Regions from separate parts of the Homo sapiens genome. Here region 2 is linked to region 1. The links are chromatin contacts, found by Hi-C or POLR2A ChIA-PET in ENCODE. All regions are on one chromosome and are shown on one strand. Each heading gives the region's core, a stretch centred on a gene start or an enhancer-like site at or near the end of the contact. The rest is flanking DNA. Distances are from core to core; before and after follow the strand shown. Region 1 holds the start of CENPU (centromere protein U). Region 2 overlaps MIR3945HG (MIR3945 host gene).

Region 1 (4,831 bases), core at 2,332-4,831:
TGCACATGCCTTTAACATACATTTATTCTAAGACTCTAAAGAAAAGTAAACCTGTAATGTGAACTAAGTGGAGTATCATGAAATCATAAAACAATTCTTGAAAAGTACAATGAGGAGAAATGGCTTTAAGTGAAAAAAGCTTACAGCACTGTACAATTTTTACATGAAGTCAATTATCTAAACGAAAATAAAACCAAACTCGGCTCAGAAATAAAGGAAATTCTAAAACATTAACAAAAGTCATTTTATCCACTATACCGGAAAAAGTGTGAGGAAAATGAACACACTTTTTCACTACAATAAACATTGAACTTGCCAAGTGAAGTCTACAAAACTGAGGTACCCAAAAAATGTTATTTTGTACTGTCAATTTTGAGAAAACCACAACACAAAAAGGTAACTTACATCTTTCATGGAATGTGTTCTTTCTAAAGTGTTCTTTGAACGTCTTGCGCTATTAAACAGCAAAAAAACACAAGAGTTAGGAAATAGTTAAAATAACTGAGGAAACACCATAGTTATGACCCTTTCCGCGCATTTTTACCAAAAAAAAAAACAAGAACCCATATTCCACAAATTTATTTTTTATAGGTCAAATCCTATCACCAATGTATAAAATAACATACCTCTCCCCCTCAGGGACATGGAAAAGTTGGAATCCTGCTGTTAACTTTTTCCCTGAGGCCTTAATCAATCAGCAGTGATTGACTTTCTCTGCACAGCTGAACAAAGGGGAGGTAGGCTAACGCTAAGCCCCGACACCTGCTCCATCCGGTGCCTGGCTCTCCTACGTCCTTTTCTCATTTAATTCTAACAGTCCTATAAGGTAGAAGTGAATCCCATGTTACAGATGTGTGCTTGCCCACAGCAACACGGAGCCAGGAGGGAGACAAGCCTGCATTAAAATTTACATCAGTTCAAATCCAGGGCCTGCCCTCGACCTCCCTTGACACTCTCTCAGTTGGACCACAGCTTCAAATGATAAAGTTGTATATATATCTTCAACAAGCTTCAAGAAAACAAATGTAACAATGGTGACAAGAATAAAAACGGGAAATAACAGTGGCAGGATTATATATCATTATTACTAATAATAGTGCCAGCAGTCAGTGAATATGTACAGACTATCCTCCACCAACCAGGCATCGTACAAGGGTACGGGGGGGATACTCCAGGAGAATACAGTACATAATTAGACTTTAAAATATGCCATGCAGATTGCAGCCATATTTTTCTCATTTGTAGACAGCAAAATCAGCTTAGTCTAAACCAATGTTTTAGTATCCTTTTATCTGATATAATTTCAAGCTCACAGAAAAGTTGCAAACATAGCACAAGGACCTTCTGTATGCCCTTTACTCATGTGCTCTGTGTGTGTGTGTGTGTGTGTGTGTGTCTGGAGATACTGTGCACTTCCACCCCTAAATACTACAATATGTCTTTCCTAAGAGGGCATTATACTGCATATTCATGGTACAATTTCTAAAATCAAGAAATTTAACACTGATACCATAATCTAATCTACAGTCCATACCCAAATCACATCAATTGTCCTATAATGTCTTTTAAGATTGCCAGGCCAGCATTTTTAAAAAAACAAACAATAAAAAAGGAAAATATAAAATGAAGCATTGCACTGGATATACTATGTTCACAAGCCTTTTGTTTTATGTGTGGATGTGTGCACACGTGTACTAAGTGTGATGTAAAACATCATTACTGTGAATCACAGTTAAAAAAAAAAAGTTAGAAAACTGTTCAGAGCGGTGGTTCCCAGACTTGAGTGTCATCAAAATTCTCAAGAGGGCTTGTTGAACAGGTTGCTTGGCACCACCCCAGGAGTGTCTGATTCAGTCCCTCTGGGGTGAGGTCTGGGATTCTGCATTTCTAACAAGTTCACGATTTATTTATTTAATTCATGAAACCTAAGGAAGCAGGTAAGACAAGTATTGGTTTTATGGCAATTTTATAGATGATGATTCCGGGATTCAGAAAATTTAAGTGACTTATCAAGGGTCACATAGCCAGGTAACAGAAACCCAGCTACACACTAGACCACATAAACTTCTTAACCTAAACTCTTTGAGCTGTCTTGTCCTTTCTTGGGGGGGAAAAAAAGTCAAGGTTCCTCCTTGCCTTACGCTGGAGTCAAGGTGGGGCTTCTGAGAGACAGAAACCTCTGTGACAACCCACAGGTAAAATTTCTGGGCCAGGCGCGGTGGCTCATGCCTGTAATCTCAGCGCTTTGGGAACCCCAGGAGGGCGGATCACGAGGTGAGGAAATCAAGACCATCCTGGCCAACATGGTGAAACCCCGTCTTTACTAAAAATACAAAAATTAGCTGGACGTGGGGGCGAGCGCCTGTAATCCCAGCTCCTCTGGAGTCTGAGGCAGGAAAATCGCTTGAACCTGGGAGGCGGAGATTGCGCCACTGCACTCCAGCCTGGGCCACAGAGTGAGACTCCGTCTCAAAAAAAAAAAAAAAAAAAAATTCTGTTGTATGTGCGTAAGTGTGTTTTGGGAGGAGGCATGAACAGATTTCATGAGTCTCAAACCCAAAAATGTTAAAAGATAAAAATAAAAAAAGACAACAAAAACCACTAGCCTTTCAGATAAACTCTTTTCAGCTGACATTGAAGGCTGACATTCTCTTCTAATCCTTTTTTGCACTGGGGGAGTCTTCATTCTCCTCCACTGGCCACAGAAGTCTGGTCTCGGTTTCCCCACCCACCTGCGGTGTCCTGCTCCAGCTTTTCCACCCTAACCCCGCATCTACCAGCACCTCCTCCTCCAGGCAGCCTTCCCAGGCCCGGGGGAACTCCTGTTCTCTTCAGATCGTCTTGGCGTATGGCTTTGTGCACCGTCTGCAGCAAGCCGAGACCCTTCCCGCCAGATCCAGGCCGGGCCTTGGATGGCCATTCGCCAACGAATCAGCGACCAGCATTCTAGAGCGCGTTTTGCAACCGACCAAACGCTCGCTTTCTTTGGTAAACAAAAACCGCTCGAGCCATCCTGGAGAACCGCAAGCGGCAGCTCGGTCCCCCAGCCGGATTTATGCTCCAGTTTACGGTCTGTGGTTTGCAGTAAGAAAACACCAGGGTCTTCAAAATAAGAAAACTGATTCCCAGTCAGAGAATAAAACTCCACTAACAAAGTCTGGCAAACCGCAGGCAATACGTATTTGCTGAATATTTTGCTTTCAAGCTAGCACTTTGAGACTCACTACTTTGGACGGCACTCCCCCTCCCCACAAAACGACACGACACTGGCTGACGTCTCTCCCACCCGCCAGGCAGTGTTAGGCCCCGACAGGCCCGTGCAGGTGGGATCACTGTTATCCCCACTAGACTGAGGAGGAAGCCGGGGACCCGGGCGATTGGCCACTCGGGCGACCTCCACAGTGGAGCACCAACAGCGCCGGGAGGCGCAAACCACGGCAGGCGAGGAAGCAGTTCAAGCTGGTCTCCGGCCCCGCGCTCCCGAGGGTCGGCAGTACTTACCCCTCAGACCTGTGAGGCCGCGGCCGCCGCCGCCCCCGCGGGGCCATGGTGCCGCTCTCCGCTCTCGAGCGACTGGAAGCTCCCGCCAAGCCCCTCGCCGCTCCGAACAGCCAATCCGGGCCGAGCACGCGCGCGTGCGCAGGACTTCCTGAGCGGCCCCCGGGCTCCTCCCTGGCCTGGAGCGTGAGGGAAAACTGGGTCTGGTTATTACAGCGCAACGGAGCTGGAGTCCATGCCGCACAACCAGTTACCTACGGTCCAAAACATGCCAAAGTTTTCCGGGCTTTCGCGCCCACCCGCATCGCCAGTTTTCCGGCGCCAGAAAGCCCGGGAGCCACGTGGGACGGCCCCTTGTGGGGTGGGGAAAGGGGAGGAGCTAGTGTCCCTGAGTCGTGGGCAGGTAAGAGGGTGGGTGGAGACCCGTGTTCGCAGCTGTTGTCGCTGAGGCCGCAGTCGTCTTTCCAGGCCTACAGGATTTGGCTTCCAGCCCCTGCTGCCTTTATCAGCTGTCTGAGCTTAGCATGTTACTTTACCGCTATCCCAATACCTTCATTTGTAAATGGACAGGGTTCCTTTTGTTCTTTTATTTTGTTTGTGTTTAAAAATGTGTAATGCAGAAGAATGTAATTGAACCCTTACCTTACACCGCGTATAAAAATTAACGCAAAATGAATCAAAGACCTAACTATAAAGGCTAAAATTAAAACTCTTAGAAGAAAACAGAGCAAAAACTTCATAACATTGGACTTGGTATGATTTCTTGGATATGATACCAAAAGCAGTTTGGGATGATGAAAACGTTCTGGAAATAGTGGTGGATGGATGCACAAGGTGAAGGTACTTAATGCCACAATACTGTAAAGTTAAAAACGGTTAAAATGCTAAATTTTGTTATGTATATTTTACTACGACAAAAATATTACGTTTCATGCATATGAAAGAATATAACGTGTAATGTAAAGATAAAAACAAACATCCGTGTAACCAGCACTACATGGGGATATGGATCATTTTTATATATAACTCTTGGGTACCCCTCTGAATGGTATCCTCCTCCTCCAAAGAATAACCACTCTTCTGATTTTATGTGTATCATTCCTGTGGTTTTCTACCTTGATATAGCCCCAAATAATGTATTGATTATTGTATGTTTCTAAACTTTATATGATATTTGGTAGGTATGCTGCAAGTGCCCTTTCTTACTAAAGCTATTGCTTTTATTTTTTATTTATTTTATTTTTCCATAAATTATTGGGGTGCAGGTGCTATTTGGTTACATGAGTAAGTTCTTTTTTTTTTTTTTTTTTTTTTTTTGAGTTGGAGTTTTGCT
Region 2 (5,372 bases), core at 1,609-4,108, 110 kb after region 1:
GGACTGTTTCTTGAATGGATGGGATTGGGTGGTGGTGATCATGGGGGAAGAAGAGTAGGAAACTAGAGGACTCAAGAATGACTTCTAGGTATTTGCCCTGAAAAAAAACAGATGGATCATGGCGCCATCTATTAAGATGAAAAAGACTTAGGTAGGAGCCAGTTTGCGGGGAAAATAAAAAATTCTGCTTTGGAGATGTGAAGTTTGAGATGTCTATTACTCATCTAAGTGGAGTTTGCAAGTAGGCAGTCAGATATACATCTCAGGGGAGTTCAGGGCTGAAGATTCAAATTTGGGAGATGGATTTTTGTAAATCTCCCACCTCCTTCTCAGGCATTAGTTTAAGATAAGGAGAGGGTAGAACTGCTCCTTGACTTACCAGAAATGAGGAGCAGATGCTATTTGTTCACTTGTACTTTTGTCCATCCCTCAAATATTTATGGAGTACTTTCAGTGCTAGGTACTGTGCTGACTTTTATGGACTGGATGAGCAGATACAGGTACAGACACCGCTCTCATTGAGTTTGACATCCAGGGCTGTGCAGTAGAAAGTGAGCCTACTACGTAAGCTGAATTTTCTAATGGCCATGTTGAAAAGGTCAAAAGAAAGAGATGAAGTTAATTTTAATAATCTATTTTATTTAACCCAGTATATCAAAAATTAGTATCATTTCAACATGTAATCAATATAAAATTACTGAGATATTTTATGTTCTTTTTCTCATACTGTCTTCAAAATCTGTTGTGTCTCTTACACACAGCACATCTCAATTCAGACTTAGCCGCATTTCAAGTGCTCGATAGCCTGGATCTAGAAGATGCTGTAGAACTTGGCTCCCTGATGTCTAAACCCCTCCCTTCTCTCCTGCCCATTGGTGATCTCCAGACCTTCGGGGACTGTTGGGAGCTCCAGTGTGCTGTAAAATAGTGAGGTGTAAACCTTGGGCACACAGCCCCAGAGCAGAACCCCAGTCCACCTTGCCCAAAGTGCCAGCAATGGCAGCCTGATGATAGAGGTGCCATCATCACACAGATCAGTATCCAGCTGTTCCTAGCCACACCTGGATTAATTAGTGACCACTGGAAGATAATTGCTGTGTTTTAAAACTGAGAGCATTGCCACCATGTACCATGGTAAATATATTTGTTAACAAGATAAAAAAAATGTTTTTTAGTAAAAGCAACTTCAATCCTGGTGTCTCCCCCGACAACTCCCCTTGTCCTGTTTTCCTGGCACTGGGTGCTGACTACTAGGCAGCACTTCTTCTCTGAATCCCACCGCCTGGGCACAGGAGAGATCAGAATGTGTTTGGTGAATGAACGAGCTCAAGAATGGGAGGCTTACTCTGTGACTTGCGGGAGGAGAATGTGTGGGATTTTTGACATTGGTTCCTTCTTCAGATGACAGATACAGACAATGACGAATGCTCTCTCTTCTTATCAGGAGAGCTCAACGTGGGCGTTTCTTTCTGTAACAAGTATGCATCATGGCTGGCTGACTCCTCCCCATAACAAGCAGTTTAAAGGTGAACGGAAATGGATCTTGGCGATAGCAGCTTTTGGAAGCCTAGGCGCGGCACAGAAGGTCAGACAGGAATGGCTTGTCTTCCACTACAACATGGGGCTTCATCGGAAGCACCGCTGCTGAGGAACAACCACCTCCTCCTGACCATCGCAAGCTGCCCAGGAAGACATGCTCATAGCAGTGTCCGTTTCCCTGCCTAACTTTCCACCAGAAGATTCCTTCATGTCTACGGGCGGACCCAGGCCGATCTTGGAATGCATGTTTAAGTTTGTCTGACCTTTCTATCTTTTGCCTTCCTCTTCACTAGAGAACCTGAGCACTAGGTTCTCCTGTATTATTTATTTTATCTTATTCTTTTCTTTTTTTTTTTTTTTTTTTGAGGCAGGGCCTTGCTCTGTCACTGAGGCTGAAATGCAATGGTGTGGTCATAGCTCACTCCTCGGCTCAAGTGATCCTCCAGCCTCAGCCTCTAGAGTAGCTGGTATTACAAATGTGCAGCACCACAGCCAGCTAATTTCTTTTCTTTCTTTCTTTCTTTCTTTTTTTTTTTTGTAGAGATGGGAGTCTTGCTGTATTGCCTACGTTGGTCTCCAACTCCTGGGCTCAAGTGATCCTCTTGCCTCAGCCTCCCAAAGTGGTGGGATCACAGGTGTGAGCCACCACATCTGGGTAGATTCTTCTTTAGGTTCCTGAGCCTGGAGAGATGGCCTGCAGGGGCATCTGCTGCAAAGGAATGAGATAAGCTGTGATAATCTGGGTCCTCCAAGAAGCAGAAGCCATAGATTTTATCAGGGAGCTGGAAAAAAGTGGGATGACCATTAGACTGCAGTGCAAGTCTGACTCCAAATGAAGGAGAGGAAAGGTTGTATGGAGGCCTCCTTGGCTCTAGGGAAAGTTCAGCAAGGCAGAAGAGAAGTGCTGAGACAACATTCTAGGCAGAGGAGCCCCATGTCTCTCAGGAAGGGGGCTGCCTAGTGCCCCTGCCATGCCCCATCACGGGTGGGGAGCAGCCCATGGAAAGGGGGGGTCTCAGCACAGGCCAGGATGGATTCAGAGCATGGAGTGGCAGCTGGTGCCCTGGGCCAGATGCGCTCCCAGCTGGAGGCACTTTCTCACAACTGCTGTGTAGGCCTGGGTCCACGTTGTTTCATGAGGAAAAGCCATGCGGGTGCTGCCTGGCACATATGTAGAGCAAGTGCCATATGACACGGTGGAAGGTGCCCTGGAATTGGCATCAATGTCCCAGGTCAAGTCCCTGATCCGTCACTTATTATTAGTTCATGATCTTAGGTGAGTCACTAAACCTCTCAGAGCCTTGGTTTCTTGATCTTAAAACAATACCTGTCTTACAGTATGGTTGTAGAGTGAAACTAGCTCTTGTGAGAAAGAGTGCTTTGTATAATGTTGACACAAATGCACACGTGGTAACAAAAGCAACAAAGCACAACTATTAAAGACCAATGACAGGAGCTCTGGAATTTTGCTATAAGCAGTCTGTGGCAATGATAGAGATTTGTCTGTCTCTGTGGTTATACTTGCACGAAACTGCACACCATGCCAGTATACAAATTCCACAGTGTCTCAGTCATTTAGCAGATGTCAGTTGACTTGACTGTTCTGGGCAGGTATTTATACAAATAAAAAAATAAAAAGCATTTCAGAAAACCCTATTTTTTTTTTAAACAAAAGATGGCTTTTCCACAGCTGCTAAATAATTCAAAGTCAGCAGTAATTCATAGTGAGTCAGCGGTAGCTTCTTACTGCTTCCCACTGCTTTTTTTCCTTTTCTGCTTGTAAGATGAAGACACTGGCGATGAAAGGGCTGAGATGTTTTAGTTCCCGGAAGTCCCTTGGTCTTTTTTTTTTTTTTTCTTTTGAGATGGGGTCTCTCTCTGTCTCCCAGACTGGAGTGCAGTGGTGCAATCTCGGCTCACCACAACCTCCACCCCCGGTGTTCAAGCAATTCTCCTGCCTCAGCCTCCCAAGTAGCTGGGATTACGGGCACGTGTCACCACGCCCGGCTAATTTTGTATTTTTAGTAGAGACGGGGTTTCTCCATGTTGGTCAGGCTGGTCTCGAACTCCTGACCTCAAGTGATCCACCCGCCTCGGCCTCCCAAAGTGCTGGGATTACAGGCGTGAGCCACCGTGCCTGGCCGCTTGGGTTTTGTGCTAGCGAAATATTGAGATCTGTAGGCTGTGGAGCAACCTGTTAGCGATGATGGGTGAGTTCACAGGCAGAGGCAGTAGCTCCAAGGCCTCAACCAGAGACCCAGATCCCAGGGCAGTGTCACTCATTTTGTCAACGATTCTAGGGGATGGGGAGACAGGAGCTGGAAAAATAAACCAGAAAGACTTCATGGGTTTATTTCTAAATAGATGAAGGTTACAGAGCAAGGTAAATTTTATGCAGGAAAAACGGGTGGCAGTAGATGATCTAGTGTTAGAATCTCAGCATGGCCCTGGGGCTGGGAGCAAATGAAATTAGACGTGGGATTAGTGGGAACCAGGTAGCCAAGGGTGGAGGCCTAACCAGAATTGAGTGATTCACACCATTAACAATGACCAGCTGTGAAGAAGCAGATCACCCCACCTGAGGACAGCCCCGAAGGAAGAGGTGCTTTTACCACCACCCAAGGATGAAAGCAGTGATTTCTCCTTCAAATCCAGCCCCAAAGCTGTGGCTCTCCTCACCAGTTTTCCTTTCCTTCTGGCCATGCAACCTCTTCTGCTCCATGGCCAGTTCAGAGGACACATGACTCCAGCAGGAGGGGACAAACCAGTCACCATTCAGGAGCCTGAATAACCAGGGCTTCTGACACCGTGGGCCTCAGACTACCCACATCAGCACCACGTGGGCAGCTTGTTAAGGAGGCGACTGCATGAGCCCACCCAGATCTGCCTGTTCAGAATGTCTGGAAGGGGACTCCAGAACCTGTGTGCCCCTCCCGCATCTTCCTCAAGGCATTGTTTTGCACACAAACATGTAAGAATCACCGGGCGTGGTGGCTCGCACCTGTAATCCCAGCACTTTGGGAGTCCGAGGAGAGAGGATCACGAGGTCAGGAGTTTGAGACCAGCCTGGCCAACATGATGAAACCCTGTCTCTACTAAAAATATAAAAATCAGCTGGGCATGGTGGCCCATGCCCATAATCCTAGCTACTCGGGAGGCTGAGGCAGAAAAATGGCTTGAACCTGGGAGGCAGAGGTTGCAGTGAGCTGAGATCCCGCTACTGCATTCCAGCCTGGGCAACAAGAGCAAAACTCCGTCTCAAAAAAAAAAAAAAAATTGTGAGACCCAATTAAATGATCTCTAAGCTGCCAGATCAAAAACACTGTGACTTCAGAATCCCAGTTTAAGAAAAATGATCTTATTTCTCAGTAATTTATAATTTTAAAGGTTTAATCTTCTTTCTCCCCTAAGTATTATCTCTCCGTCTTTAAGTCCCAACAAATTATTTATAAAATAATGTATGGGCTGGGCGCGGTAGCTCACACCTGTAATCCCAGCACTTTGGGAGGCCGAGATGGGTGGATCACCTGAGGTCAGGAGTTCGAGACCAGCCTGGCCAACATGAAGAAACTCCGTCTCTACTAAAAATACAAAAATTAGCTGGGTGTGGTGGCATGTGCCTGTAGTCCCAGCTACTCGGGAGGCTGAGGCAGGAGAATCACTTGAACCCAGGAGGCGGAGGTTGCAGTGAGCAGAGATTGCGTCATTGCACTCCAGCCTGGGGGACAAGAGTGAGACTTTGACTCAAAAATAGTAATAGTAATAATGATGATGATGTGTGAAGTTTACTATGTGCAAAAACCTATGTTTTGCATGGAGGAAAAATATATGAG

Evidence for each region. A loop is a pair of places that touch in the nucleus more often than their neighbours do. ChIA-PET counts read pairs that join two places held with the same protein, here RNA polymerase II (POLR2A). Pooled maps may share reads with other maps.
Region 2: POLR2A ChIA-PET joins it to region 1 with 16 read pairs in MCF 10A. The contact joins the enhancer-like site here to the promoter of CENPU in region 1. A Hi-C loop is called at or near these places in 2 of 168 maps with a recorded cell type or tissue (Caco-2 and PC-3), 4 of 37 single-sample maps with no recorded cell type and 10 of 50 pooled maps. POLR2A ChIA-PET finds 5 or more read pairs at or near these places in 13 of 52 experiments (HEK293T, K562, MCF 10A and 8 more).

Annotation. Positions count from the first base shown.
Region 1 is chr4:184,730,515-184,735,345 of GRCh38, forward strand. CENPU (centromere protein U) reads right to left here and starts at 3,582. Exons shown (of 13, transcript NM_024629.4): 1 at 3,502-3,582; 2 at 406-454. The coding sequence starts at 3,548. RefSeq lists enhancers at 3,022-3,888, 3,039-3,158 and a silencer at 3,529-3,588.
Region 2 is chr4:184,842,678-184,848,049 of GRCh38, forward strand. It overlaps MIR3945HG (MIR3945 host gene), which reads right to left. Exons shown (of 3, transcript NR_132989.1): 3 at 619-2,248. It overlaps LOC105377587 (a long non-coding RNA gene), which reads left to right. Exons shown (of 3, transcript XR_939564.4): 3 at 1,445-1,529. Among named protein-coding and RNA genes, the nearest start is that of MIR3945, 5.7 kb to the right of the region's middle. Within about 2 kb of position 2,859, at least 5 of the 41 ENCODE cell types and tissues checked have a DNase peak (open chromatin) inside an H3K27ac peak, as active enhancers do; they include PC-3, where a contact is called at or near this core.